Linked DNA regions of Homo sapiens: region 1 is linked to region 2. A link is a loop called in an ENCODE intact Hi-C map of the cell type or tissue named here. Cell type or tissue: PC-3. All regions are shown on one strand. Each heading gives the region's core, and the rest is flanking DNA. Links, peaks and the distances in the headings are about the cores only. Region 1 overlaps FMN1 (formin 1). Region 2 overlaps FMN1 (formin 1).

What was found. Peaks named below come from ENCODE experiments on the same cell type or tissue, not always from the same donor. Only the 100,000 strongest peaks of a DNase experiment are listed, where the experiment ranks them.
Region 1: a loop joins it to region 2, with 5 times the contacts of the local background. A loop is called at or near these places in 7 of 110 quality-filtered maps.

The regions. Positions count from the first base shown.
Region 1 is chr15:32,765,634-32,781,278 of GRCh38, reverse strand. FMN1 (formin 1) reads left to right here. Exons shown (of 21, transcript NM_001277313.2): 20 at 4,360-4,444; 21 at 6,925-15,645. The coding sequence ends at 6,969. Among named protein-coding and RNA genes, the nearest start is that of GREM1-AS1, 55 kb to the right of the region's middle. RefSeq lists an enhancer at 6,512-7,711. In PC-3, for the core only: no CTCF peak of the experiment used is centred there; a DNase peak (open chromatin) is centred at 7,068; H3K27ac peaks cover 4,767 bases.
Region 2 is chr15:32,821,153-32,836,797 of GRCh38, reverse strand. All of the region lies in intron 17 of FMN1 (formin 1), which reads left to right. Among named protein-coding and RNA genes, the nearest start is that of GREM1-AS1, 110 kb to the right of the region's middle. In PC-3, for the core only: no CTCF peak of the experiment used is centred there; DNase peaks (open chromatin) are centred at 3,247, 7,807 and 8,117; H3K4me3 peaks cover 733 bases; H3K27ac peaks cover 6,103 bases.

The DNA.
Region 1 (15,645 bases), core at 2,490-10,489, 55 kb after region 2:
TAAGTAAGATATTTTTATTTGAAGCATGGAAGAAAAAGCATATTTTTTAAATGTCTGAGTTGATAGATCTTTAAGTATTTACTATTTTGAAGATTTTTTGAAGAAATTTTAAAAATAAAAATATAAAAGATAGCATATCACACCCATATTCCCACTACCTAGAATTATAACTATTAACATGCATCATATATTCTTTAAGATTTTAAGTTTAAAAATGAAGTATTACAGATAAAATGAAATTCTACTTGGCATATTATTGCCAGTGTCATTCTCTTCCCAGATCTTTCTAGCAATAACCTCTATCATGAAATTATTGAGTATCTTTCTAGTCTATTTTGAATACTTTCATATGTGTGTATCCATATATAAATACAGATAGATGTCTGTATGTATGGGTTCAATTTAAAATTATACGCACAGTGTAGCATACTGCATGCAAAGTAACAATAGCAGCTTACATTTATTCTGCTATTACCGCCTGCCTGGAGCTGTACTGCTGATACAGGACCCCACCGGTTACCCAAAGCTAGCCTTTGGGTCAGGGGTTTCCTCACTATAGTCCCTTCTGTGGTTGCCAGAAAGATGTTACAGGAAAGTGGTCCCAATCCAGACCCCAAAAGAGGGTTCTTGGATCTCACACAAGAAAGGATACAGGGTGAGTCTGTAGAGTACAGGGAAAGCAAGTTTATCAGGAAAGTAAAGGAATAAAAGAATGGCTACTCCATAGGCAGAACAGCCTTGAGAGCTGCTGGCTGCCCACTTTTATGGTTATTTTTTGATGACATGCTAAATAAGGGATAGATTATTCATGCCTCCCTTTTTTAAGACCATACAGGGTAACTTCCTGACTATTGCCATGACATTTGTAAACTGTCTTGGCACTAATGGGAGTGTAGCAGTGAGGACGACCAGAGGTCACTAGGTGGCCATCTTGGTTTTGGAGAGTTTGGGTCAGCTTCTTTACTGCAACCTATTTTATCAGCAAGGTCTTTATGACCTGTATCTTGTGCTGACCTCATGTCTCTTCCTGTGTCTTACAATGCCTTAGTCATCTGGAAATGCAGCCCAAAAGGTTCCAGCCTCATTTTACCCAGCTTCTATTGAAGATGGAGTTGCTCTGGTTCACATGCTTCTGATACTGTCTCAGTCCTCTTATTGATCCTATGTAGCATGCACTATTACTGTCATGTTTTTTAGGAAATAAGGCACACAGAGAGTTCCCTTGTGCAGGGTCACACAGTTAATAAGTGATAGGGCTGAGAATTAATTCTGCAATCAGGCTTTGGAGCCTGAGCTCTTGACCATCATCACAGATGGACTATTCACTGTATCACTGCAGGATTCTTCACTCTCAGTATCATGCCTCTGATTCCTGTGATTTTTGAATTTGTAGATCTAGTTCATTCCTTCTCACTGTTATACCCTATTCTGTTGAATGAATACAGTACATAAGCAGCATTGCACATTGCATGGTGGTTAAGACCTATGAAATGGGAATAGTAGAAGTTCCTATCTCACAGAGTTGTGAAAATTAAGTTTAATTCAAATACAGTAGGTAGAACAGCACCTGGTACAGATTAAGTACCCAATAAATGTTAGTTGTTATTTGCTATTCTCATATATCACCCTGTTGAACCTATTCATTAGGTTGTCTGTAGTTTTTCTTGATTGCATATATTGCCACAGTGAAAGCTCTGTGTCTGTTTATAATTCTTTTTGGTATCTCCCTACAAGAAAACTTGATGGCTCGTAGAGTGTACATGCTTTCAGTTTTACTTGATATTGCCAAACCCAACTAGACCAATTTCTTCTCCTTAGTGCACTGTGTGGCACTTCCCATTCCCCTGCATCCTCACAAACAGTTAATATTGTCTAATTGTTTACATTTGCCAACCTGATGGGTAAGAAATACTATCATGCTGAATTAATGAATTTTTAATAAGTTGTATTGAGATAGAATTTACATATCATAAAATTCACCCTTTTAAAGTGTACAATTCCATACACATTAGTATCACTTCACTACACAGTGGTTTTTAGTATGTTCACAAGGGTCTACAACCATTACCTCTATCTGATTTTAGAGGAAATCTTTGACTGGTTAGCAATAACTCCCCATTTTCCCCAGCATGGGGAAACCCATAGTTTTGCTAACCTACTTTCTGTATGGATTTGCCTGTTCTGAACATTTCATATAAATAGAGTCATGTGTTTTTGTGATTGGCTTCTTTCACTTAGCACAATGTTTTTGAGGTACATCCATGTTGTAGCATGTATCAGCAAATTCATTCCTTTTTATGGCTCAGTAGTATTCCATTGTATGGATATACCACATTTAATTTTTCCATCAGGTGATGGAAATTTGGTTGCTTCTACTCTTGATTACTATAAATAGTGGTTCTATAAACATTCATATGCAAATTTTTATATAGACATCTTTTCAATTTTCTTAGTTATAGATATATTTATGTACCTAGCAGTAGAATTGCTGGGTCATATGGTAATTCTGTGCTTAACGTTTTGGAAAACGGCCAAACTGTTTTCCAAAGCAACTGTGTAATTCTACAATCACATCAACAGTGTATAAGGGTTCCAGTTTCTTCACATCTTCATCTCTAGTACTTGTTACTGTCTTCCTTTCTGATTCTAGCCGTCCTAGTGGATGTGAAGTGGTATCCCATTGTGGTTTTGATTTGCATTTTCTGATGACTAATGATGTTGAGCATCTTTTTACGTGCTTATTGACCATGTGTATGTCAGCTTTGGAGAAATGTCTATTCAAATCCCTTGTCCATTTTTAGAGGAGGGGGTATAATTTGTCTTCTTATTTGAATTGTAAGAGTTCTTTCTGTGTTCCAGACACAAGTTTCTATCAGGTATATGATTTAAAAATATTTTTCCCATTCTGGAGGTGGAGGTTGCAGTGAGCTGAGATCGCATCACTGCACTCCAGCCTGAGCAACAGAGCAAGACTCTGTCTCAAAAAAATATATATATATATAAAATATATATTTCTATATTATACATATATGTATTATATAATATATAAATAAATGTATTATATAATATATAAATAAATGTATTATATAATATATAAATAAATGTATTATATAATATATAATAAATGTATTATATATTATACATAATATATAATAAATGTATTATATATTATACATAATATATAATAAATGTATTATATATTATACATAATATATAATAAATGTATTATATATTATACATAATATATAATAAATGTATTATATATTATACATAATATATAATAAATGTATTATATATTATACATAATATATAATAAATGTATTATATATTATACATAATATATAATGTATTATATATTATACATAATATATAATGTATTATATATTATACATAATATATAATGTATTATATATTATACATAATATATAATTAATGTATTATATATTATACATAATATATAAATAAATGTATTATATTATACATAATATATAAATGTATTATACATAGTATATAAATGTATTATACATAATATATAAGTAAATGTATTATATATTATACGTAATATATAAGTAAATGTGTTATATGTTATACGTAATATATAAATGTGTTATGTTATACGTAATATATAAATGTGTTATGTTATACGTAATATATAAATGTGTTATGTTATACGTAATATATAAAGTGTTATATGTTATACGTAATATATAAAGTGTTATATGTTATACGTAATATATAAATGTTATGTTATACGTAATATATAAATGTGTTATATGTTATACGTAATATATAAATATAATATATAAATATACGTAATATATAAATATAATATATAAATATATTTTTTGAATGGAAAAAAACCTACAGAATGAAAAATACATATATTTATATTTTCCCATTCCGTAGGTTATCTTTTTTCCCATTCTATAGGTTATCACATCTTAATTGATGTGAATTCGTGAATTTTAGTATTTGTAGTTTCACATTTCCTCAGAACTTCATTCTTCAAAATCATCTCATTATCTGCTAAGTGGATCACAAGCCGGATAACACTGAAGTAAATAATGCTCTGTGCACATAGTACTCCATCCATCAGAAACTACCACATTGTTCACAAAAACAGGCTTCAGCTGGTGAAGAAAATTAAATTTTGATAAAGCAGAGAAGCCTTCACACCTAATTAGGATTTGAATTTAATAACAAGCATTGAAAAAACATTTCAGTATTTTCAAATTGCTGATGGATTAATTCAAAAGCATTTGGGTTTATGTTTAACCTGCCTTAACTCTTTTCTTCTTTCCTTTTCCCTCTTCCTTTCTTTTCCCTCTCTCCCCTGTCTTTTCCCTATTTCTATTTCAGATTGAAAATGGCTCAGGAATCAGTCAGCAAGTTGACTTCAGAGAAGAAAGTGGAGACAAAGAAAATCAATCCCACTGCTAGCCTGGTGAGATATATTTTTCAACATAATCTAACGATTGTCATGAAAATTGAGGTGCGCCCAGGAAGGGCTAAAGCTCAGAGATGAAACATAGTATCCAGATTCTCAGTTCCCATCCCAGAGTAGCATATGGTTAAAAAAAAAAAAAAAAAAGTATGTGTGGGTGGAGGTACAAAACATAGCTTTATATGTTTTTCCTGTAAACTCAACATAGGTCATTTCTGATAAACCAAATTTAGTCACTTACCATTTCACATCCTTCCACACCCTACCCGCAGTACAGTCACCCTTATCTCAAAGTATCTTTTTCTCAAAATGTTTAAATATATTCATTCTCTTCAGTTCCTTTTCCCCATTAAAGAAAGAGGCAGGGATTCTCCTATTTTGATAGTTGGAAAATTTGAAGTGCAGAAAGATACAGCCTACCCAGGGTCACTTAGCAAGTGGATAACAAAAGCCAGGACCAGATTCTGGGTCTCCTGACATCTCTCCCTATGCTGGAAACCAGCAGTCTCCCCAGCCTTCCTATATGTGAGATTGCGTTGTCCTCCAAAGTCCAGTTTTCAGTAGAGATCACAATGAATCTCCACCTAGGTGTTACGGACAATAGTCAGAATAGCTACATGGTTAGGATCCCAGGATGCCGAGAATGAAATGGCCTGGGTTCAGATCACAGCTCTGCCACTTAAATAGTTGTAAAACCTTAGTGAAGTTACTTTGTTTCTTTCTCTTCCATGAAAAGAACATACTACTTTTTTTTTGGGGTTATTTTGAGAAAACTGAGAAAAGACATGTAAAATGCCTAACACATAATAAGAGCTCAATAAATATTAGTTGTTTTCCTTGTTGCTGTGAATTTCAGCTGCTTTGGTTGACCCTGCAATGGGGAATGGCAATGAGTGGGAAGTGGAAGTATCACCCTCCTCTCTCGGATTTTTCAAACTCTGTCCTCTCTGGGCCCTGATGTCCAACAACTACTTACTTTATCCTTTTAGATTATTAGTACCTTTTTGCTGGATGCTTCAAATCCTTTGAAAATATAAATGGGTTCTAAGTTACAAAGTGAGATTATTTCTGTTGATTGACCATAATGTTTCTCCCAACAACCCCATGAGCAGCTAAATGAATGTTGCATGAGGTTGATGAATGAGAAATGGAGAAGTCCGGGCTATACTTTTTGGTCGGGGAAAGCCATGGTTGAGCACATGGCCCCTACCTAACCGGACATGTCCTTTGTACCCGTTTGATGGTATATTTATGACATTCATTTGTATGACTTTCAGTGGCAGTCGGCTGAACCCTGATTTTTGTCTTCTTCCTTCATGAGCCTCTCCCTCTTCCTCAGACCTTTTATTTGGGCCTCTATCCAGACTTTTACAGCCAAGCTTGTTCCCCCAAGGCAGAGAGAATGGGGTCAGCCATATAGACAAAAGGGAAACAGTGGGTTTACGACCTCCCCTGTGAGCAAGCTCCCAGTTGTGATCCTGGGCTTGTTGGGGCTGCTTATTTTATTGTCTGTGTGGGTGGGTGGGTGGAAATCAGGGAAGAGCTTGTAAACTGATTCCTGATTCAATTTCGCAAGTTAGGGATGGGGTCCAAATTTAGGATGGGTGTCGAAAAATCATCAACTTAAGTTTATATCTAGGCCAATTTAGTAATTCACTGCAACATCATATCTCATAGCTCATAAGCAGCTAAGGATCCATTCTCAAAGGCTTCTCTCTGCATCTGCTCATTCCAAAAGAGTATACTTCTCCCTTTTCCATTTTAGCCTTCTATTTACCCTCCTCCCAGAGCAGGCACACCATCCTTACCATACTGATATGTGTGCTTCCCTAGTGTCACAGATACCATGGGGGTCCATGTTTCTGTGTAGTGTGCTCCTGTGTATTCTTACGTCTTCCCAGCAGATGTCCATGTCCTTCCCTTTAGAAGGCAGTCTCTGAGGAGGAAGCTCGGAGAATGAAGAGCATAACATCCATGGCAAATCGGGAACTTCTGCCATTCTGCAGAGACTAAATCTGGTCATCTCCCATTTTGCATGGCTTTTGTTGAGTTCTGCCAAGTTGATCATTGGAAATAGTAATTTTTTTTTTCATATCTTCTTGGGCATTCTCTAATTCCATCAATGAGCCAAAGGTAGGGACGGAAGGGGTCCTTGAGTAACACTACAAAGTTAGGGTCTTTGTCACAAAAGAAGAGAACAGAAAAGACCACCCTGGCATGGTAAAGGCCCGTGTTTTAGATGGATGTAGTTGGTAGATTGGCTGGTTATTGATTTCTTGTTTGTTTTTCTGGGGAGTAAGGGTGATAGGTAGGGAGGGGCAGATAACTAAGAGCTTAGGGAAAGCAGTAGAGGTACTCTCATTTCTAGGCCATTTGGCACAATTCCGGAAACTCAGCATTCTAGACCAAAATTTGAGAAATGTATCAAAACTTGAGAAAGATGAAAGAAAATGATACATTCATTTTTTTTTCCTTAACAGAAAGAAAGACTGCGTCAGAAGGAAGCCAGTGTGACCACTAACTAAGATGAAGACACATGGAAATGATGGCACTGGAGGTGGAGGACCTTGCACGCATACTCTTTGTGACCACAGGGTTGCAGGACGTTCTTGAAAGATGTGTCACTAAATGTTTGTTTTTGCTCATCTCTTTCTGAGGTCATCTGCAGAGAGTGCCCCATGCCTTCTTTAAGAAGTCCCTCATTAAGCCGCAGGAACAATGGAAAACTATTTAAGGGAACATTGCAGAAATATTTGATGACTGTTTCTTGTGGAAGCCCAAAGTCCACTCTAAGAGCAGAAGAAATACCAAAATGTTTCCAAAATTTTTTTAAAAGCTGAGATTTCCAGCTTTATAACCAAAGCTTGATATATGTCACATTGTCACAGAAGAGAGAAAAGATCATTGAGGACAGTTGCCTTGGGAGAGTTCAAGTCTTTGTCGTTACACACTGCTGTTTTGATTATTGGTCTTAGTTTTGATCCTGTTGCAGCAAAATCCTGCAGCATCTTTCTCTCCAATAATGTTGCAACTCACCAAAACTATTCTTGAAGAGGTCCAAGAACATGTATTATCCAGACTAAAAAAATGATTTTTTGTTGTTATGGTTTACGTGATGAAAAGGAGAAAAAACAGAATCATACCTGGGTGGAGAGAGGGAGACAAATAGCCATAAACTTCATCCTGGAGAACAAGTTACCATGCAAGGAGTTGACATCAGTTGTTAAGTGAGGCCCATTCTTGTTTTTACATCGGTCCTTTGTGGTTTTTCTGGGCCAGCAGAGATTCTGCACCCCAACTCCCAGGAGAAAATGTAATACCTGAGCAAGCACAGCCTTGGGTGTGCTTGGACAAGAGACCCAGCGGCAGAGCACCTTTTACATTTTGGACCGTTCATGAATGGGCAATGTTGTGTTGATACGCAGCCGAGTTCTACGTTATGTGCTGTGACTGTGCAGCTGGACGACCCCCATCCCCAGGAGGCAGTTTCCAGACAGGAGAGCAAATGCAACTCACAGCACCTGCTCATGACCTTGGCTGATAGGCATGTGAAGTAGGATGAAGCAGGACTCTTTAATGTCAAAAAAACTGAAGGGCAGAAAAAAGGTTCCTTACATCAAAATGAAAGTAATTACATTAATAGAAAACTTCCAAGTGGAATATTGTTCACAGGCAGCTCTTTCTGACCCTGGCTCTTGAGTCACATAAGGAAACCACCTTTGACCTCTCTGACACTTTTGTCTTTAAGCCACGTCTCTGAAATCTTGTGAGGGGTGAAGAAAGAGGACTGGAGATGAATGGACAATATGATCAAAGACTCATTTTTAGGCCTTGAAGAGGCCGAGCTTTCTCCCCCCAATTGGTGGAGGACAGTCCAGAGATGAGCAGAAATCTTAAATTCCTTCCTGATCCAGCCTCCACATGTGGCCTGCCCCTTGCCCCAGCATCTTTCCAGAACCCCTGGACTTGCCAGGTGCCTGAGCATCTTCCCAGGATATGCCTGCCAGCCAGCAGCCCCTCAGGAATGCTTCTATAATAGATCCAGTAATGAAAGCAGCACCATATCCTAATCTAATGTCAGCTTCGAGAATGAAGACTGCAGTCAGGATCAAATCAAGTCACAGAAGCCATATTCATGCAGGTGCTAACCGCCTTTTCTACTGGTGCAACTGAAAGGAATATGGTAACATGGTTGGATTTTTAAAATTCACAATGAAGGAACGAGACAAGCAAAACAGAAAAGCCGAGAAGGAACATGCATGACTAAAAAGGCTTGAAGTTGCTTGTGAGCAAGAAGCTTTTTATGCTGCTTTCTTACATAGTTTCTCTTCATTTTCACTTAACTCTGAAGACAACCAAAAGAACGGATCAATTAAAAACTGATTCCACTTATAACCATTGTATGCTCCTTCTAGTGTTATCATGCACAAGAAAAGTGCCAGTTTTACCCATGCCATATAATTCAGCTCTTTTGAGTTATGTGGGGCCAGCAGAAGTCTCAATCCTTATAGGCTTGATGGTGAGAGCAGCGGGAGGTTTGAGGTGTACTCATTGCAGTCCACTTTGGTCTGTAAGTAGGATGCTTACGAGAAATCAGTGAAGGTAAGCAGGGCTGCCACTGTGGCCACGTAACCCTTCAGGAACCAGTGCTGAAGAATAATGAGTGAGAACACTTAATTTGAGAGTTAGACAAATACAGCCCACTTTGGATTTCATCCTAGTGAACAGACTAAAACTTTGCAGTAAAATACCTATTTCTACAAAGCAAGGTTTGCCTGCCTCGGTTGGGGAAACCTAGTGGTTTTGTCACACTAGTCGATGTATGATGTTAGTGTTGTAAGACACCATGGCAGAATCTTCATTATTCTCACCTATTCTGAACCCTGCATCATGTATCTGGGATGCCCCCTCCCAAGTCCACCAATGTACCACGTTGCTGACACAGCCTTCATTTTTAACTCAAATTGATGCTCAGTAAAGGTCAATGACAATTTGTTCAAGGAAGTTCATCTAAAATAATCTGGAGGCCTTGAAAATGATCCCTCTAAAATGCTGTTGAGCTTGTGTTCAGTGTAGCAGGAGGATCTGAACTTTTCCTGGAGAGGAGGTGATCGGGATGCCATTTGGCAGCTTAAGCACATCCTGCCAGCAGGCTTTAAGTGGCTGTTCTAGGCATAGCCCTCCCTGAACTAGAAAGGAGAGTAACCAGTTTGCTATGCTGCATCTAACCAGACACACCTGACTTAGTAGTAACTCTAAGAACCCTTAACTTACAAACAACTTTGTCTCCTCTTAGACAATATTCATTAAATCTGAGGACACAGTTTGACAGTAGTTCAGATTCTTGCATGAGCAATTGACAGCATCAGAGCACACAATATCATAAGTTACATAAATTACACAAAGTACATCATAAATTACACTACAGACACGTTAGGTAAAAAGCATCAGGCCCGGGCCGGGCGTGGTGGCTCATGCCTATAATCCCAGCACTTTGGGAGGCCAAGCGGGGGCGGATCACGAGGTCAGGAGATTGAGACCATCCTGGCTAACACGGTGAAACCCCATCTCTACTAAAAATACAAAAAATTAGCCGGGCGTGGTGGTGGGCGCCTGTAGTCCCAGCTACTCGGGAGGCTGAGGCAGGAGAATGGCGTGAACCCAGGAGGTGGAGCTTGCAGCTAGCCGAGATAGCACCACTGCACTCCAGCCTGGGCGACAGTGAGACTCCGTTTCAAAAAAAAAAGCATCAGGCCCATGAAGTATCAAAAACCAGGTTAGGAGGTGTGCTGTATGGCTTTTATCTCAATAAGTGGCAGCTTACTGGGGAAAAAGAAATAAGAAAAAGTGTGGCCAAGCAGAAGTGGATGTTTATGATGACGGTGGGGGCCCAGAGGTCATAGGTGATGGTCCTACTGCCCAACAGTTGCCTTTTGAATCCTTATGTTGATGATGGTGTCTTTCTACACACTCACTGCAACTACTCAGGAATTATAAAGATTTTCTGAAATCTGAGAAGTGGAATAAGGAAACCCAGTGGAGCTATTACACTTTTAAATGTTCTAGCCAAAACAAATTGCCAGTATGGTTGAGGAATTGAATATCAGATGGCATGCAGTCTCCCCTCCCCTCCCCTATCAAGGACAGTAGAAGCTGCAAACCTCTTCTCAGCCTCCTTCAGGCACCTCCTGTTTTCATAAGCACCATGAAGAATGGTGTTTCCTAAATGAAAAGTTCAGATACTGCTGGTAAAGAAACTGGAAAAACTGAAGGAAGGAATAAAATATGTTGGTGGTATTAACACCTCCAGTAAGATAAGTCATTGGTACGGTTTTTCTAAGGGCCGCAGTGAGATGTAGCAGAAGAAATATGTTTATTTTGGGCAAAGATTTGCTTATTGGCCTGGGATTGCACATTTTCTCTATGATGTTTGCAACAGAGAAATTTTCATTTTAATGATACTCTTCCTTTCTTGAAAGTTACATGTCCTCATTTCTGTTTCTGCTTCTCCCTTGGCCAGTGTCATTGATGCAGATCATTGCATACAACAGCACAGCAAATTGCGCCAAGTCAGTGTGTGAATGGGAATTAGCAATGCACGCTTGCAGGCTCTTTTTCCAGGAACCAGGCTGTAACATTGACCGGGGAACCTCTTCATTCCCTGACATACTAAATTGGTCAATTTTGTAGTACTCATCTCCATCCACAAAAACAACAAAGATAAAATCAATTTGGAGCTTTATATGACAAAAAGGAAGAAGTCCAAAAATATATAGCCTTCCCCCCTCCCACATATCTGATCCAAATATTAAATATCTGATTTTATAAAACAGTTTAAATTGTCTTTTTAAATTGCTAACAAGCATCAGTTATATTTGAGCTTCATTTTTCTTTTATCCTGTCTGTCCTAATAAAAACAAAAATGGCCAAAAAGTGGAGAGGAAAGAAAAAGCTTCCACTTTTTAAAATTTGTTTTGTATTAGTTATTTTACCTTTAGGGACCCTACAACTGAAGAGAGTGGAGAGAATAAAGAAGTGAACTTTCATTCATGTCTGCTACTTTGACCTCATAAAGAAATCTGCAACACAGATGAAACCAGTCTGTGTGGCCAAGCTGATGGGATTTGAAAAGAGTGGATAATTTTTAGCCTTTCCAAAATGCAAATAACTTGGATATATTTCCATTTTCCAGCTATAGAGAGAAACAATCCAGCTGCCTGGAAACTGTTATTAGTATAGAAGTGGCTTAAAGAAAAGCATCTTCAAATACTTGACTTAGCATATCTTTCTTCTTTAGACTTACATAATGATATTCATCTCTCCATTAGCAATTGAATCCAGGCATAACCGGGCTCAGTTACACAGCTTGTCTGTGACTGGGAAGCCCATTTTGTGTCATTTCTGCACACCTGTCCGCTGTTGACACCTTATTAGAGGCACTGCATTTTGGTTTCACAATTCTTCATCTCCCTTCCCAAGGAATGGGCAATCTACTGAACTTCCAGATCAATGCTTTGTTGGAAAGTGATGAATTTAAGAGAGTTTTAACATGTCAAATTTGAAGCCAATTCAGTATCCTTATTTGTTCCAAGACTCTTAACCAATACTGTGATATAAAGTTAGGATTTGGGAAACGTGTAGTTAACAACTTGGAAACATGAAGATATTAAAATGGCAGCTGGCTAACTGTCTCTTAAGCCACTATGCAATTTCTACCAATGGAGAGATTAGGGAAGCAAATTAAGCCTCATTCAGTAGGTCTGCTGTCTGGTGGAACTTACGGAACTCATTTCCTCCTCTATCCCCAGCCCTTCTCCTAACTATGGTGATAACCAGGGCCATAGAAGACCTTTTCTCTCTTACCTTTCTCTGATAGGATCGTGTCCTTCAGTCAAGAGCTCATGTGAACTCCAGACTTTATATTACATCTCTGAAGTTCTTGATGTGGGGAAGATTGACTTTTATTCCATTTTTATATGAAGGTGTTAGATATAGCCATCAATTTATTTTTCTACATTCCCTCTACGCTTATGTAATTTTCTATTTTTAAATCTTCTCTTAAATATACTGAGAATCTCTAGTCTCCTTTTCTAAAGGCTGATCCAACTACACTTGTGGGCTATTTTTCCAAGCTTTGTGTGAAACTTGATGACATTGGGCCAGCAAAATGCAAAGAAGACTATAGTTTCAGGCAGAAAATCACGTCCAAAGAATTTGGCATGGATTAAACAACCTCTACCACACTATAGCTCTCACATAGGCTGAACATTTTCCTAAATTCTACCTGTGCAGACACTGAGGGGCTCTCTACCTTTGAAACTATGAGAACGTCTTAAATTAATATGAATATTTCTCTCCATGTATAGTGTGAGCTGCCAATGCATTATCTTAATACATCAAGAAGGAAATCAGATTTCAGGCACACATTAGCAATTGTTTGTTAATGTCCTTGGCAAACGTGTACCTGCTTTCCTTCATTGTTCTCTTCAGGGGCTTTCTTCCACTTTCCTCTTATGAAACGAATGTGTTTTTGACTGTTAACTGGGTTCGCTTTCCAGATCTGTCTTTCCCAAATGAAAGGTTAGTCCCATAGACCACTGGCTATTCAGGGAAATTACTCTCTACCTCCCCATGACATGGATGATAAGTGTTGAGGGATGAACACTCTGGAAACTCTTAGCATGGATTTTGAATTCCAGATTTCTTTATAGGAGATGTATAAAAAGGAGTTTATAGCATACAAAAATTATACTGCTCTTCCCAGTAAGGGACTAAAAGGACATTTGAAATCTTTACATTTTAGATGTTTTTGTGAATTATAAATATCTCCTTTTTCCTCGCTTCATGCTAACTTGTCTCTAGATAAAATCTTATTTCTTCATACATTGGACCACAAGGCATAAAGAAGGTAGCTCAGCGCCACTGAGATTGTGTTCTGCATAATATTTGGAAGGCTTCCATTTCCATTGAAAACAAATCCATGAGTGAGAGGGAAAGTCTAGTATCAATTCTTCTGTTTGCTCGCAATGACACAAATAGGTTTTGGGGATCTACCTAAGGGATAGGTCTACTCCAAAATTATTAAATTTATAATTGTGCAATTCTGTAATTTCCCAAGGCATAAGTAATATGACCCTACTGTCAGCTAGATGTCTTATCTTCAAAGAGAGTATGCATTAATAAAAAGAACTTCCCTTTAAAGAACCAATCTAAAATACTAAAAAGGCAGAAACTTTTAAAATTAGAAATTGGATAATTTTTAAGAATCTTTAGAGAAAACATTGGTTTATCATAGTCTTTTTCTTTCATTGAGTTTTCATTTAGACTAGCATGGCAAGCAGGGTGGCCTTGGACTTTGATTTAGGGGATCGTGCTTTGGCCTGGAAAATAAGCACTGGCCTGCATGCCTAGAACCTGAGTGAAGGCAGTCAACATCCTAGTATGAATCAGACCTAGCAGAAATGTAAATTATTTCAAGTACTTCAGGGTTTAGTTTTCTTAGTGACACCCTGGACCCTGGATGCTGCTTTCTAAAGTGCACCTGATCCATGCAGTTTTATGTCTTCATATAACTGGTATCTTGTGAGTTTGCAAGCAATGGGATGAGCAAGAAAAAAAGGACGCATGGAGGAGAAAAATTTGAACGAGGCTAGTGCAATGTTTTGCTGATAGATTACATTGTTAGGGAGCTGGTGATTTTTTGCCATGGTCGTATCGTGGACAGCTTTTCCGTGGAAATTCAAGGCATCTGTATTAGGCAAATGTGAGTGCCCTTGATCTTGTATTGATCAGTGCCAATGTACTGGGAAAGCAGGTACCCCAGTGAAACTGGTCTGTGCTTGGTTTAACAGCTCCAACAATTTCAGATCCATGGGGCTGCTTGACCATAGACCCTGTTTACTCCATGCCTGTTCAAAAGTCATTTTGACTTCTAGCTTTGTTTCACTTTCTTCTTTCAATACTTCTGTTTCCTCGTCCTTTTCCTTCATATTCCATGGCTATTTCTTTCCTACTTTACAGTTTCCCCCAGACCCAGATTTTTTCACACCTCTGCATCATAGACAACTGAGTAGCTCCCTTGGCCCCTCCTCCATCCTCTCACACCCTGTGCTCCGTTCCTCAGCCGTTTGGACAGGGAGCTCCGCTGTCACCAAGGAGCCCATGTGAGACACACTGCTGTGACTGCCTCTTGTTAATGTCAGCATCACCTCATCACTTAAGCAAAAAGGAAAATCCATAAAAGAGATGGAAAATACGTCTCTTTTTATTTTATTTTAAGAAGATTGGGCGGGGTGGGGGGGGGGTTCTTATTCTAGGCCTTCTCAATTTCTCATAGATTTTACCTTAAACTAATTAAGGCCATTCTCTTGATAAATTTGTACATCAGACCGGGTCACCAGCTATGATGCAGAACGCCAGATTTTTGAATCTCAAGTAACTTTCTGTGGTGCTGGACAAATTGACTTAATTCTGTGCAGGCAAACACTTTGAATCATAAGGATTTTTATTGCCGCTCCATTCTTACTACTATTCATGATTCAAACATCTACCCCTGTTCTGAATCAGGATGTTGACACTTCTTGGTTATTTTCAGATGAACAGTAACTGCTACACTCTTGAAAGCACTTAAAAGTGCAAGCATGTCCTAAATAGCCATTTAACCTGGTAAAACATAGGCTTTTCTGTTTAATTAAGTATTAGACCAGTCTGTAGATATAATCTGAAAAGATTGTAGGCAGTAATGAAGACAGTTGGGGAAAGGAGAAGGCCCTTTAAAGACATGAAACCTTACACGCTCTTGGGATATTTTTAAGCATAATAAGCTCATTGGATTCAGGTATTTTTCCCTTTGCATTTTTAAAAATACGTATTTCTAATTTGTTTGCATATTTAATTTTGTCAAAGCTGAGAAATGCTCATGAGTTGAATTTATAAATGTCATTTGCAACCAAATGAAGTATTTATTTTTAAAAAGAGAGTGAAGGAACCAACACTGATTTGTACATAATAAAAATGTGTGTATTATATATATATATTTTTTCCTCCTTGACAGTACTTGGTCACAATATCAAGTGTATTTTTGTACATAATATATATTGATTAGAAAAACGTCAATTGTCTATTCAAAAAATTCTATCTCTGTGATAGATTATATTTATCCTAATCTGTTGATACCTCTGTTAATTTGTTTTAAGAGAATT
Region 2 (15,645 bases), core at 3,154-11,153:
TGAGCACGTTCAGCTTTGGAAACTATGTTATTTAACATAGGCTAGCTTGTTTTCAGATTTTAAAAGTTTAAAAAGAAAATACTTTGCATTCTAAAAAAAAAGAGAGAGACTGAGGGAGATGTATGCTCAAGCAATGGGTGTATCCTCTTGTTCTTCACCAAACAAGGGGAAAGTTTTACATTCATTTACATTCATTTTACAAGTTTGTAAGACATATACAGCTTAGGGAGAAAAATATGAAGGCCTCGGTTCTGGGGAGAAAGCATGCGGGCATTTGTAGTACTGAGACTAAAAGTAAGGGGAGAAAGAGTTGCTGAGGTAAAGCTAAGTTAGAATATGAATTATTGCTACTATAAATGACACTAAATAGAACCTGTGAAAAAGGAGAAAATGTGAACTATACTATCCTCCTAAATAAAAGTAAATTATGATACCAAAAGCTTTTAAAAGTTTTGCCATTCCCAAACCGCCATGCAGTTGGCTTTGTGACTTTGGACATTCTCAGAGGGAAGGCATCACCTTTTAGAGTTTGTGAATTTGAATGAGTTTGGGTTTGTTTGGAAGCAGAGCTACATCAGAAATCTAGTCCCTTTCTTCCTAAAAGCACAAGGCTGCTAGTGAGCAGCCTTGTAATCCCAGCTGTGAGCAGTCGCTCACACCTGTAATCTCAGGACTTTGGGAGGCTAAAGTGGGAGGATCACCTGAGGCCAGGAGTTCAAGACGAGCCTGGGCAACATAGGGAGGCCACATCCTACAAAAAATTTTAAAAACTGGCTGGGCCATGATAGCATGCATCTGTAGTCCCAGGTACAGAGAGGCTGAGGTGGGAGGAACACTTGAGCCCAGAAGATTGAGGCTGCAGCGAGCCATGATCATGCCACTGCACTCCGGCCTGGGTAACAGAGTGAGAACCTGTCTCAAAAAAATAATAATAATAAAATAAAAACAGAAAAAGAAGAACAGTGTGAAAGATAATGCATGAAAAGCTCTTTCTTTCTTATTTTCATGACTTTACAAGCTTCACTTTCTGCCTTCCCATTTTGTACCACACAGACATTTACCACTGGGAATCTTCCTTGTCTGTGTCCCAAGGTTATCTGAACACCAAAGTTACACTTAAGAAGGAAAGGTTGTCAACTCAGGAGGATTGAAATAGAATTCCCTTGGAATCACCCCATAACATCTATTTGAAAACAAACCCTTCCAAACCATCACATCATGGAAATCACAGTCCATGGTGAGAAAACTGCCAAGTTTTTGAGGTTGCAACTTAGAACACACACCAAAAAAGTGTGTCTTCATCTCCAAGCATCTTTGGTTTGGAAATTGGGATAATAGGGCATCTGATCAGGCTTCCTCAAAGAATATCCAGTATTTTCCCGGCTTCCGGCAGCAGAAACCTGGTTGGTGGTCTAAGCCAGGAAGAAAAAGATATTTCACTTTGGAAGAGGAAAATAATTCTAAGTTTATTTTTTTAGAGCCACGATTTAGAAAAAATAATAAAATAAGAGATGCCTCTTATTTAAAATCAGTTTTCATTGTATCTGAATAGTCTGCTTTCCCTTGTTCATGAGTATCTGTGATTACGTGGTCAGGCCTGACACGTATCCCAGCTAGGCTGGGTGACATCCCTGTGTCCTGCCCTCTCCTCCAGCTCTTCCTCATGGGCCTGCTCACTAGCAGCCTTGTGCTTTTAGGTAGAAAGGGACTGGATTTTCTGATGTTGCTCTGCTTCCAAACAAACCCAAACTAATTTAAATTCACAAACTCTAACAAAGGTGATGCCTTCCCTCTGAGAGTATCCAAAGCCACAAAGCCAAACTGCAATGGCAGTTTCAGAACAGCAAGACTTTTAAAAGCTTTGGTGTCATAATGTTATCATTTTGAAGGGTTCACCTGAATAAAAGCCTTAGATTTCTCTGTGTGGTGAATATGAAGCACCCATTCTAAAATTAACCAAGGTGATCAGAGGGAACTAGGGCTTCTCCCCTTTAAACAGTGATTCTGTTTTCAAGATCAGTGGAAATAAGAAAAAGATGGAAAACTATTTGTTCAAAGAAAGGTACTACCTAGATTACCTTTATTTTCTCACTTCTTGCTGCTGCTGCCTTGTCTTAGGGAAAAATTGCTGAAAATAATAACGGTGGGAGTAAGAGAAGGCTAAAAGGGAGATGAGTTTCAGCCACATTTGGAGAAAGGAAGAATTAGATGAACAGAGCTTGGATGATGGCAGTCGGTTTCTTTGTTTGGAGGAACTATTAATAGTCTTGATTTAGCCCTTGAGCTCCTGTTTTCTGTCTTTTGTTTGTGTTTTATCTGTCTGATTTTTTCCTCCTTGAGGCAGCTTGAAATGTGAAAGGGCAAGGGAACAGAGCTAACGTAGGGTGGAAACATGGTTATATGTAATTAAGGTCTTACTTCCTCAATTTGCTACTACTGAAGCCCAAGGGAGACCAAGTTCTGTTCCACACACCATGTGAGAGGAAGAGGTTGACTAAGATGAGCTAGGCAGTTTTATCAGCTTGTTGGTCAAGGGATGTAGGATCCTGAGATGGATTCAATATTTTGGTTGATATTAACAGAAATATAATTTTTAATTTTTTTCCAAAGAACCAGACAGAAGTTTAAGAAAAGAGTTTACCATCCAAGAATTTAATTTGCTTTTCATCAGAGTATGACAAAACAGGCATGCTAGGGTCCAGCCTCAACTAACCTGAGTTGGTGAAAGGAAACAGAACTGAATTGGAAATAAATGCCAGGAGGTTCTGAGAATCAGAAAAAATGATGAGAAGGGTCAGGGTGAAGATGACAAAGGGCGATGGTTCTCAAAATCCTGCTGCAGTGTGAGAAGTAGCTGCCTTTTAGTGTAAGGTCTGGGCTTATGGAGGAACCCAAGAGAGTAAGAATGGAGTCAGCAAATTCATATTTAAATGAATATGCCCACATTCCTTTGCCCTATTGATTCCAGAAGTTGAAATTGTGGCCTTTAATGTGTTTAAGCCCTTAGATCATTTGCTAAGAGTTCAGGGGGAAAAAAGCAGCTGGTTCATCTCTGGTATTTTCAGATGGGTTTTCTTTACAGAAGTTACTCATAAGTGGTATTTTCAATGGAGACCTTCAGAAAAAAGATGCTTGGATATCTCATCAGGTTTCAGAGAAGTGTTCAGACTTGTTAACCCTTTTAACTCAGCTAAATGTCCATTAAACCATAAAACAAAGTCCATTACACTTTTGGGCCGGGGACTTGAGTGACTGACTCACTCACCCTGGGATGTTGCTCATCTCCTGTATGGACTAATATTGGGGCTTATTAGATCATGGGGGTCAGAAGGCTCACTTCCTCTGTGCTTGGATGCTGGGGCTGTTTTGATGCTAGTTGGCTTTCTGTGGGTCTTCTCCCTTATCAGTAGAGGATACACCCCACTTCTCCAGATGAGTCCCTTATAAAACAGCTGCTGCTTCATAAGACATTCCCTTAACCCAAGCCCTTTCCTCCCTATCAGTTACACTAATTGAAGATCAAAACCATTTCCCCCCACCTCCCATTACGTATTTTCTACTTATCCTCTAAGAAAAGAATTACAGGTTAGGATTACTCTAGAAGTGGTAGCTGTCAGTAGAGGAATGACATCCTAAAATATGACCATTAGAGACAAGAAGAAATTAGAAAGCTAGCATGCAGTGGGCATTTAATAAACAGCTGCTGGGAGTGGTGGCGGTGGAGAAGAGCAGAGCAGAGGAGGAGGGGAGAAAGGAGGAGTTGTAAAGTGGGAAAAAGGAGCTAACACTTTAGAAGGACAAAATGGCGGCAAAAAAGTCTGTCCCTTGGTTTTCTCCCATTGACAAATCTAAGACTGATGATGTCTACCCTACTTCCTACCTCTCACAAAACAACATTAGAAGGCAACATATTTAGGTAACCCGGGGTCATAAAGGAGAGTTGAAATAGAAGCTTCAGCAAATAACCCCCGTATCATCAGGCCTTGGATTATCAGCAATTCCAAGCACTACCTGAGTCTCCATCTCAAAAAGCTCTTCCTTCTGCTGGCTGGAGTGCAGTGGCGCGATCTCAGCTCACTGCAACCTCCACCTCCCGGGTTCAAGCGATTCCCCTGCCTCAGTCTCCCAAGTAGCTGGGATTACAGGCACTCACCACCATGTCTGGCTAATTTTTTGTATTTTAGTAGAGACAGGGTTTCACCATGTTGGCCAAGATGATCTTGATCTCCTGACTTCATGATCTGCCCGCCTCGGCCTCCCAAAGTGCTGGGATTACAGGTGTGAGCCACCGCACCCAGCCCCCTCTGCCTTGAAAATACTCACAGCATCATCTCAACAGCCAATACACTGAAACCCCTCTCCACACTGAAGCACAGTTGTCTGTGAAGAAAAATTAGGGAAGCCATAGAGGAACAATAGCTCCTTTGCAAATTACAGCTTCATCAGAAGGAAAGTTGAGGCAGGCATATAGTATTTTATTTTATACACCACAAACAGACAACCCCTAGACTTGGAATTCAGAATTAACAAAAGCATTAAATCCATCGGGCTTTGAGAAGGGTCAATGTTTTTTCATATGTCTTCCCTGCTACCATTATTTGCATAACAAATCGCTGCAAAATGCATTCATGTCAGATGTTGGAAATAAACTCTTTGGGGTATAGCTATTTTTAAACAACCCATAGTTATACGGGTGTTTTTAAAACATTCAAAGCCTGAGTTTATGTTTCAAATCATAAGTGATCACAGGAACTCTATATTGTTGGTCTGGTGCTGACCTACAGAACAGAGTCTGAAGTCCCTCAGAAATGATGATGTTTTAAAGAGTTACAAAAGTTCACATTGGCTGTAGATTAAAGCCCTGTATTTCTAGGCAGGTACACAGAAATCCCTGGTGCCAGTTTCTACCTCCACTTTGGAGAGCATTGAACTTTCTTTGCAAATATTCAAAATACTTCCCCACCAGAAGATTTTACTTACTGACACCGGGAACAGGCATCCCCACCCACATTCTTCATCCTTAAGAATCAGAAGTTAGAAAAAAAAAAAAAAAGGCTGCATTCTTTGAGATTATTTGCATGAGTGGATTATTTGTGTCAGTCTCTGAGAGATTATCTTCATAGTCTCTAGTCTACTTGTCCAAGCTTACTATTCCCACAAAAGATTTTTCCTGTGGTCTAGGGAGTCTCATGATTGCCTCCCTGGACCTATGCAATACCAACCTCCCCACCCCACACACACTTTCCTCCCCTGCAGCCTCTGCAAAGCCCTGGCTCCTGGGGCTCCTTGAGCTTGGACTGCCAGCTCCACTTCCCGTGTTCTAGGCAAGCAGCAAATACCCTTCAAAACTGCCATCAAGCCCCACCTGTTTTATAAAAACTTCCCAAGCTTCCATGATATGTGCGTTATATTATTAGCAACGGTATTAGCCAGGTGCCTGTATTCCCAGCTACTCGGGAGGCTGAAGCAGGAGAATCACTTGAATCCAGGAGGTGGAGGTTGCAGTAGCCGAGATCATACCACTGCACTCCAGCCTGGTTGACACAGCGAAACCCTGTCTCAAAAAAAAAAAGTAAAAATAATATTAGCTAACATTTATTTAATACTCTCAGCCAAGTTTGATACTAAGTAATATCTCATTTCTCATTGAATAAAAAAACCCTTGAGGAAAGCACTATTATTATCTCCATTTTACAAAGGAGGAAATTGAACTCAGATGGGCTGGATCTATGTGACTTAAAGGAGGACCTCAATCAGGACAGGTTAAGAATCCAGCATGGGGGTTTGGTGCCTTGGACTAGAGTGGTTGAGTAAGTGGCGGGAGATTATAGTGGTGGGGGGTGTTTGGAGGATACAAACCACTAGACTTTTTGGTGGCTTGGATCCTGCCCTCCCGATCTGAAAGGTTACATTTCATCCCGTCTTTAGATGTCATTTGCACTACTTGAACACTCCCCAGGGCCCTCGCTGCTCCTACCCCTAATTGATTTCCACCTTTCTTCATATGTGAGTTCACATGATGACGTCTCCTCGGACAGGGAGGGCTTTTCTTACATATACTCCTGGGAAAATTAGGTTTCTACTCAATAATATAACTGCCCCTCTTTCTGTTACCTCTGTGGCACTTCTTTCAATTTTTAAATATTTGAGAAATTACTTAGCTGATACGAGAGGGAAGATGTCTATTTCACACTTTATTTATAGTATCCTCTTTACTTACCATGCAGTGGTACTCAGTGAAATACAGGTTGAAGCTGTCCAAAAAAGGAAAGAATTTAAAGGAGTTCCTCCTCATTTAGATCATAAATGGAATGGAATTCCTTCATAAAAGCAAATTCATCTAGAGGTGAAAACAGGACTCAAAAAGGAAAATTAAACTATTTCAACCACTATCTCACCAAAAGAACAACTCCAAAAATGTGATCTGGAGGGAAAAACAATCAAACTAATGAAGAAGAGAAGACAATGAGTCAGGAGTGACTATCCCTTACAATAGGGGTGATTATTTTTAAAAATCTGTCTTTATCTAATGGTCAGTGGCACTCAGTTATATGGCCAGACACAAGAATTAGAAGATTTTAATCTCCTGTCATTTGTTATTTCATATCCAATAACTTCATTTACTTTTTTTTTTTTACTTTATTTTTGGTCTTTGGCCTTCCAGATCCCCCAAATTTTGGATAGCCTGAATGTGGGATGATCCTGTATTCAGAGAAGTGAATTTCCCTTCACTAGTCCATTTGCTTTTAAAAATAAAGAAGACATTAAAATGAGTTGCAGATATAAGTAATCCTTATTTAGTTATTTTGCTTTCTCAACCAGCATAAGGTCTCTACATAAGGACAAAATTTGGATTCAGTACCTCCTAACTCTGCCACGTGGGAGAAATGTGTCCCCCCTCATTTCTGTGTGGGTATTTGTCTAAATCTTGTCTCCCTTCCCACTACTGAGGTCTCACAACTTGAAGAGTTCTATCTAGATATAGAACATGGTTATATATGCTGGTAACAAAATAGTTGTAACTATTTTCCTCACTCACGAATCTTACCCTTTAAACAGGTAAAAGAGTGATTTACATGGATTGGCAGGAGTCAGAGAATCCTTATTGCTTTTGTAAGCTGAGACAATATGCCCAGTCCATACCAACACCAAATAAGGTATCTTGGAATGTGATTGCATCCATATGCTTTCAGCTCATGCAATATAGGCACAGAGAACCAATTTTAGGAAACTGGCCTCAAAGGAAGGCACGGGCTCTTGATTAGATTCCCACCATTCTACTCCAGCAGCCACATATAGAGCCCTTAATATTAATTTTAATGTAAGTTGGAGGAAATTTTCCAATCTTTGAAAACTATCTTTCACCCCCCTCTCCTGGGGGCCTGTGTTATTCACCAGCTAGAAACACTAGCAGCTGGAAGCAGAAGATGGCTTGTCTAGTCCTCCTGGATGCATGCATTTAAAGAGCTGTAAGGTTGACAGAACTTTCGCCGGAGCGCATGTTTTTAACTTAGTAGGAATAATAGCTTGGTCTCATAAACTGTTGTGCCATCTTAGATTATATATTGCATGGCAAATTTTTGTTATTGGGTATTTGTCTAGTTACATCAATATTAACTAGAGTAGACCTTGAGAAAGCAGAGAAGGAAATTTTGCTTCATTTGGGCTGGAGTTTTGCTATCCAGTTTCTGAGTTCTTGCACATTGCATTTTGAGTCTGTGACCAAATGACCTGCCTCTTGCTCCAAGTAAACAAATACTGACATTCTTGCCATCCACCAGTGTCTTTCCTCTAGGGGATGACAAAACATTCGATGTGTAGCAAATATACATAGGTGCCAGCAGATAAAGAGTTTTGCCTTAGGTCATCTACCAGGAAATATTATATTTTACCTACCTATCTCCCTGTTCACTGGGAGGAATTCTGAAATCCTTAAGTAAAAGACGTTGAAACTACTAACGTGTTCCTTTGTTGTATCAATATTTCTAGTAGTCGGAATGTATGCTTTCTATTCCCAGTAATTTTATTAGGTTACTAAAAAAATATGATTTGGTTAAGAGGGAACATGAGCCAAGTGGTAGGGCTAAATCCCTTCTTCTGTCTGAGTCGTGACAATATTTTAACCGCAAATGTTTATCTTTCATCCTCAGGGGAGATGAGTAGCCTCTTTTTTGAATCATCCTCTGCAGAGTGCAGTAGATGCAAAGCAGTACTATTATCCAAATTGTTAGCTCTTACAGCCAAGCTAGAGTCTATTCACTGTTACAAAAACCCAGTGAGAAAAAAAAAAAACATGCTAAATGATAAAGAATTACAAAATCACATTTCAATTAGCTCCATTAATTTGGAAAATGGAATTTCCCTTTGTACGACTTGGAGTAATCAAAATTTACCAAATTAAGAAGAAATTCTGACATTCTGCACTACAGAAAGGATGAACCATATTGGGCTTACCATTCTGCATCCTAATTTTTAATATCTATTGATGTTGATACATATGGATCTAATTACTTTGTCTCTTTTTGAAACAGAGTCTTGCTCTGTTGCCCAGGCTGGAGTGCAGTGGTGCAATCTGGGCTCACTGCAACCTCCGCCTCCTGAGTTCAAACGATTCTCCTGCTTCAGCCTCCCACGTAGCTGGGATTACAGGTACCTGCTACCATGCCGGCTAATTTTTGTATTTCACCATGTTGGTCAGGCTGGTTTCAAACTCCCAACCTCAAGTGATCCACCTGCCTTGGCCTTCCAAAGTGCTGGGATTACAGGCATGAGCCACCACACCCAGCCTGGGTCCGATTCCTTTTAACCACTATACATTATTCAGTTGTGTGAATAAACCATGTTTTTCTTTATCCATACCTCTTTCACTTCATGTTCTTAAGTTAGTCACATCATTCTGGACCTCTGCTATAAAGGAGAGCCAGCAATCTGTATGTCCTTTTTTTTTTTTTCTTGAGACGGAGTCTTGCTCTGTCACCCAGGCTGGAGTGCAGTGGCGCAATCTCCGCTCACTGCAAGCTCCACCTCCTGGACTCACGCCATTCTCCTGCCTCAGCCTCCCGAGTAGCTGGGACTACAGGTGCCCGCCACCACGCCAGGCTAATTTCTTTTTGTATTTTTAGTAGCGACGGATGTTAGCCAGGATGGTCTCGATCTCCTGACCTGATGATCCACCTGTCTCGGCCTCCCAGAGTGCTGGGATTACAGGCATGAGCCACCGCGTCCGGCCTGTATGTCCTTTCTTCATTGGGTCGTTAAAAAGATGAACAAGACAATAATGTGAAATGATTATAACTCTTTTGTTAGAAAGTGGTACAAACATGAAAACTAATGCTATTTTCTTATATGTTATGATTTTCATCTAGAACGACAAGATTCCTTGATCATTCTTTGTTTTATTTAAGTGAATAGTAGGTAATAATCCATTTGTGAAAGTGATGGGAATGTAAAATTAGACAAATGTGATTAGCTGGGCCTTACCGCCACAAACTCTGCTCAAGATAATGCTGCCGAGACCCAAAGACAATCATTTTGTTGCTCATAAATGACAGTTTAAGCTGGTGAGTGGCTGAGGTCCAGCATTCTCCTTGGTTCCTAGATGGACGGTAAAGCTGCTTGGACCATAATTTTCCATCTTTCTTCTTGGAAAGAGTGACTGGAGGCCACTCAGTAAAGTGAACCTTGGAAATAAGACTTCTGTCTCACACAACCTGTTCATGAAAGGGAGCTATAAAAATAAACGCATATTCAGAGCCTAATGGAGACGTGGCAACAGGCCTGAGGACATGCCATCCCTGAATCCCCTCCTCTGATTCTCCTGTAGTTCTACTTAGTTTCAGAACAAGATGAATGCATCAGTTGTAGGCAAACATCAGTTGTGTGTGTTTTCTCAGCTTGTTTATTTAGAAAGTAGTTGAAGGAGATAAGAATGAGTAGCTTTGGAAAGAGCCAGCGCTAGGAAAACTGGGAAGGACATAAGAGAATAGCATTTCCACAGCTAAGATGCTATCTGGAAGCCGCCTGGAATATTGTAATGATAGTGTGAGATCATGTAGTGTTCTAATAGAAGGTGGGTCTCTCTTCGTTCCTACATACAAACTCCAAAGCAAACTCCTAGGTGGGTATGACTTAAGAATGGAGCAAAGCATTAGCATTAAATGGCAAGAAGTCTGGATTAAACATAGATGAAGAGAGACTCCCTTGTTGTTCTCACTACTTTCCTGGTTTCTCATTAAATTGGTCTGCGCTTCCCTGGGGTCCTTTGATTCTGTTTTTGCCCTCTTTTCACTAAATCTTCCTTTAATTTCCTTTGGTTTGATCTGATGACATTAGCCCTTTCCATCAGTTTCTGAGCATACCCTTTTGGCTTGTTTCCTCTTTCTCCTTAAATCTCAGGGCAGCGTTTTTCCCCCAGGGAATTCGATCTCAGTGTCTTTCAACACCTTCACTGTTGGCCTGTAGCCTCTCAGGCTGCGCTAAGCAGGGCCCTGGAGAGTCTTCCACTCTCCCTGGAGAGCTGCTTCTCTATGGGCTGTGGGACACTTGACCTCACGTGTCTCCCCACCACCCTTGTGAAAGAAGCAGCCATTAGGCCCTCTTGACATGTGTGGGAAGCACTATTCTGAGAAACACTCTAGGGACCCCACTGCTAAGTCAGTGATAGATTTTGACATCCAGAGGGAGGGTCAGCTCCCTTGAGTCTCACTTTGAGTGATTTCTAACTACTATTTCCATCATTCGAGTTTTGTTATCCAAACAGCCTTATCCAAAATGTGCTGTTATTACTACCAGTGTCATTGTTGTTTGACCTCTCAAAACTACTTATTCTAAACAACATCTCGCACACTGATTTTATATGTCAGGTCTAATACAATTTGGGGAAAAGGTTACTGAGTACCTAATCTTAACCATTCATTCTTTATGAATAGGCCCACAGTGTGTCAGATATTGTGCCGAGCAAAGATAAGAGACGGTCTCCCGGCTTAAAGATCTCACAACGTAGTCAGGAGAGCCAATCCTAAACAGACAACTGTATAATAGGGGAATGGCAATGAAAAGGGTAATAGAGAAAATTTCTTCAGCCCATTTTTGAGAGTCAGCAGTGTGTCAGGTACTGTGCCAGGCATAGTTTATATAGTCATGAACAGGACAGATAAACTTATAATTAGCAAGCGCAAGAGACAAAAGAGCAAATAAGTAACCCATTGTATAATTACAAATTGTGGAAAGTTTAGGTTTGGCTGAAGAGGGCTGGTATTAAGAAACCTACTTTAAAAGAGTAGGGAGAGTAGAACAGTGATGACATTTAAGTCTGGGAAGGAGCCAGTTATAGGAAGCATAGAAGAAAAACACATCGTACGCAGAAAGAACACCATGATTGGCAGCCCTGAGGCAGCTGAGAGCTTGGCATACTGAGAGATTAAGATGGGCGAATACAACTAGAACTAGGGCAGACCACCTAGGCAGGGCCCTGAAGATCATGAGACGGAATTTGGATTTTATTCTACAGGAAGCCTTAAAAGAATTTGTAAAATGAAAGTAACCTGACTACATTCATGTTTTAAAAGATTATTCTGGTTGCTGTGTAGACAAATAAATGCACAGAGGCAAAAGTAGATAAGGAAGTTACTGAAGTAGCTCAGGTGAAAAATGAGCATCTTGGACCAGGCTGGTGGAAATTGAGATGGAAAAGTATGGATGAATTCAAGACTATGTTTTCGAAGTAGAAAAGACAGGAATTGGATTTAAACGTAGGAGTTGTACAAAAGGAGGAGCCAAATCCCAGGTTTTGATCATCTTAGTGAATGTCGATGCTATTTACTGAGGTGACTCAGACAAGGAAAGGAACAAATTTGTGTTATGGTAGACAATTCAGGGAATAATTGGAATTCCTGGACAGCTATTCATGTCAGGATGTTCAGCAGAGCAGGGGAAATGCAAATCTGATGTTGAGAATGTAGTTTGGAGTTGATGATAGAGATTTGAGATTCATCGGCAGAACGAGAGTAGCTGAATTTATAGCTAATTATAAAACAGAGGGCTGGGGCACGGTGGCTCACACCTGTAGTCCCAGCTACTCAGGAGGCTGAGGTGGGAGGATCACTTGAGCCTAGGAATTGGAGGCTCCAGTGAGCCTTGATTGCACCACTGTGCTCCAGCCTAGGTGACAGAGTGAGACCTTGTCTCTTAAAAGATAGAAAAGAGTCTAGAGAGCGGGCCTTGGAGCCTGAATATATTTAAGAGGGAGAAGAAGAGCCAGTGGCGGGAACAGAGCAAGTGATCAGAATGGGTGAGATAATTGACCAATGTTGAACATGACCCTACCTGACTTGCCACTGATAAGCATTTTTTCCTTGCAAATAAAATTTAAAAATACTGTTTCTGAAAATGTTCAAAAAACTCTAAAGCATTACCTATGTGTAATCTGTCAAATTCATGTGGATATCTATCCACTCTGTGAGGTAAGCACGCACTAAGAGGACCATGTAAGAATCTGAGCCTCTGAAAACCAGTGTTGGGCTCCACGCTCCAGCCCAGGCAGACTTGGCTTTCATGGTATGAAGGAAATGGGACGTGTTGCTTTTTAAATAGTACTCACAGTTATTAAATAACATGATTAATAATAACGTGACCAAAGATTTTTAAAAATTCCTTTCCCACCTTTCCCCTCTCACGGGGGGTACATTACACTATCTGTTGCTGGTGGCATTGCTGCCATCCCCAAGTCCATGTTTCAACTGTGTGTGGCTTCCAGCACTTCAGTGAAATCTTATTTAATCACACATGCCATTTTATAGACCTGTAAAGAAGGGAGCACATGGCTTTTGGCAGGGGCACACTGTTCCAATGTGGTCTTCCCTATGTTTGCAGTAGGATGTTACAGCTCCAGGCTCCATGCCTTCCACCTTGTGAGTTCGCAGAAGCCTGTTCTGTGAAGAATACTTTTCGAATATGAAAGTTACCCACGAAGCATTCTGGACCAGGGGTGTGACTAAACCTCCAGCATGAGTTGGAATAGTAGCTTTCAGGGGCTTTGTTTCCACATAGTGCCTTTAAAATTGGTATTTTAAAAATGGTTATGATTGTACCACCATGTCCTTATTTATGATAATAGTAAAATTGCTACTTTAGCATTTTGTTGGTTTACAAATCTTTAAAAATGCTCAAAACATGTAAGAACTGTCATAGAATGTATGTGAGAGGAAACTTAAAACTTTGAGTTTTGAAATTTAAGCAGTTTTCTTGGAATAACGGCATTTGTGAGAATTTTCTCATTCTGCAGAGATGACCTCTTTGGGCCCACCTTGGTGTAGGCAATAACGATAGAAACTCTCGGCCGGGCGCAGTGGCTCACACCTGTAATCCCAGCACTTTGGGAGGCCAAGGTGGGCGGATCACGAGGTCAGGAGATCGAGACCTTCCTGGCTAACACCGTGAAACCCTGTCTCTACTAAAAATACAAAAAGAAATTAACTGGGCATGGTGGTGGGTGCCTGTAGTCCCAGCTACTCGGGAGGCTGAAGCAGGAGAATGGTGTGAACCCAGGAGGCAGAGCTTGCAGTGAGCCGAGATTGAGCCACTGCACTCCAGCCTGGGTGATAGAGCAAGACTCTGTCTCAAAAAAAAAAAAAAAAAAAAAAAAAAACAGTAGAAACTCTCTGTCTTTGAGACAGACCATGAATGGGGGCTCGTGGGTAGGAGAGAAAGGGCGCAGTGCCTTGGGTAGCTCAGGATATGAGTGAGTACCCTGCCCCATGGAACATTCTGCCCTCCTCTGTTCTCCCCAAGATAGAGTAGCTGCAGCATATTGTCCTACTCTTGTACCCAATGGTGAGACTCAACTAGCAAGATTGGTTCCGTGTCCAGAATCAACAACAGAGGAAAGCCAAGAAACTCAACAAACAGGAGAATTTACACCTGAAAAAACATGCTTGTAGGCAGAACAGATATTCAGAACATGTGTGTTTTATAATCTCAGAGAACTATAAGATACAGACACCTTCATAAAAAAGAATCCAGTAGAGAATATAGAAATTAAAATTTGAGTTGATGAAATATTTTTAAAAGAGAGTAAGAAATACTCAAATAATGCAACATTACTTCCCAGAAATGAAAATACATTGCATCTCTTATTGAAAGAGCCAACAGAGGCAATGAAAAATAAATGTACACATATGTGCACCCTTAATTCTTTATAATGAACCTTGAGAAATCAAGGCTTTAGAAAAATGCTGAGAGACAAGAAGCTTCTGAGCAGCAACACTGGATGCAGGAAAAAAAAATGGAGTAATAAGTGTAAAGTTCTGAGGGGAAAAATATCAGAACCTAGAATTCTAAATTTAACCAAACTGTCATTAAAGTAAATGAGAAAAGTAAATTCTTTTGAGAAACGCAGAGCCTAGAAAGATTACTAATCGTAGATCATCTTTTTTGTTTGTTTGTTTGTTTGTGACAGACTCTCACTCTGTCACCCAGGCCTGGAGTGCAGTGCTGCAATCTCGGCTCACTGCAACCTCCACCTCCTGGGTTCACGTGATTCTCCTGCCTCAGCTTCCTGAGTAGCTGCAATTACAGGTGCATGCCACCACACCTGGCTAATTTTTGTATTTTTAGTAGAGGCGGGGTTTCACCATGTTGGCCAGGCTGGTCTCGAACTCCTGATCTCAGGTGATTCACCTGCCTTGGCCTCCCAAAGTGCTGGGATTACAGGTATCTCACAGATCTTCTCTTGAAGTTGTACTTCTTCAAGTTGAAAATGAATCTAGGAAGAAGTGGAGTAGCAAAAGGTATAATGAGCAAAGACATTTATAAAATAATGGTTAAAGCATTACTAATAAAATGTAAAGCATTTGTGTTTGATAATGTGGAAATAAAATTGCAGGTGATATCAAAATGGGATGAGGCATTGGATGTGACCGTAGAATTTAGGAGGAGAATGAAAGGAAAAGCAAGCCTCCCTTATATTGTTCCAGGTTAGGGTATTGAGATATAATAAGCTGTAGATAACCTTAAAATCACAGGTATAATGGGTGTTAAGATTTAAGTATTAGCCGGATGTGGTGGCTCATGCCTGTAATCCCAGCACTTTGGGAGGCTGAGGCAGGTGGATCATGAGGTCAGGAGTTCAAGAACAGCCTGGCCAAGATGGTGAAACCCCATCTCTACTAAAAATACAAAAATTAGCTGGGCATGGTGGCGGGCGCCTGTAGTCCCAGCTACTTGGGAGGCTGGGGCAGAGAATTGCTTGAACCCGGGAGGTAGAGGTTGCAGTGAGCCGAGATTGTGCCACTGCCCTCCAGCCTGGGGTGACAGAGCAAGACTCCATCTCAAAAAAAAAAAAAAAAAAAAGATTTAAATATTTATTAGTCAAAAAGTTAGAATTTATCATGTTCAAACCAGTAAAGGAAAAATGAAGCAAAGACAGTTTGGTGAATCCAACAAAAGTTAGGAAAAGGTGAAAAAGTAAATAGCCAGCAAGCTTGGTGAAGAAAAGTACAAAATAAATATGAGGATTAATCTAAATATATTCATAATCAAAATAAACACGAATGGACCAACTTTACCCAGGCAGCTGAAAGGAAAAAGAAATGACTCATTTAAACCTGAGAGAGGACAAGACAATCTGCCATTATTTGGATACTCTGA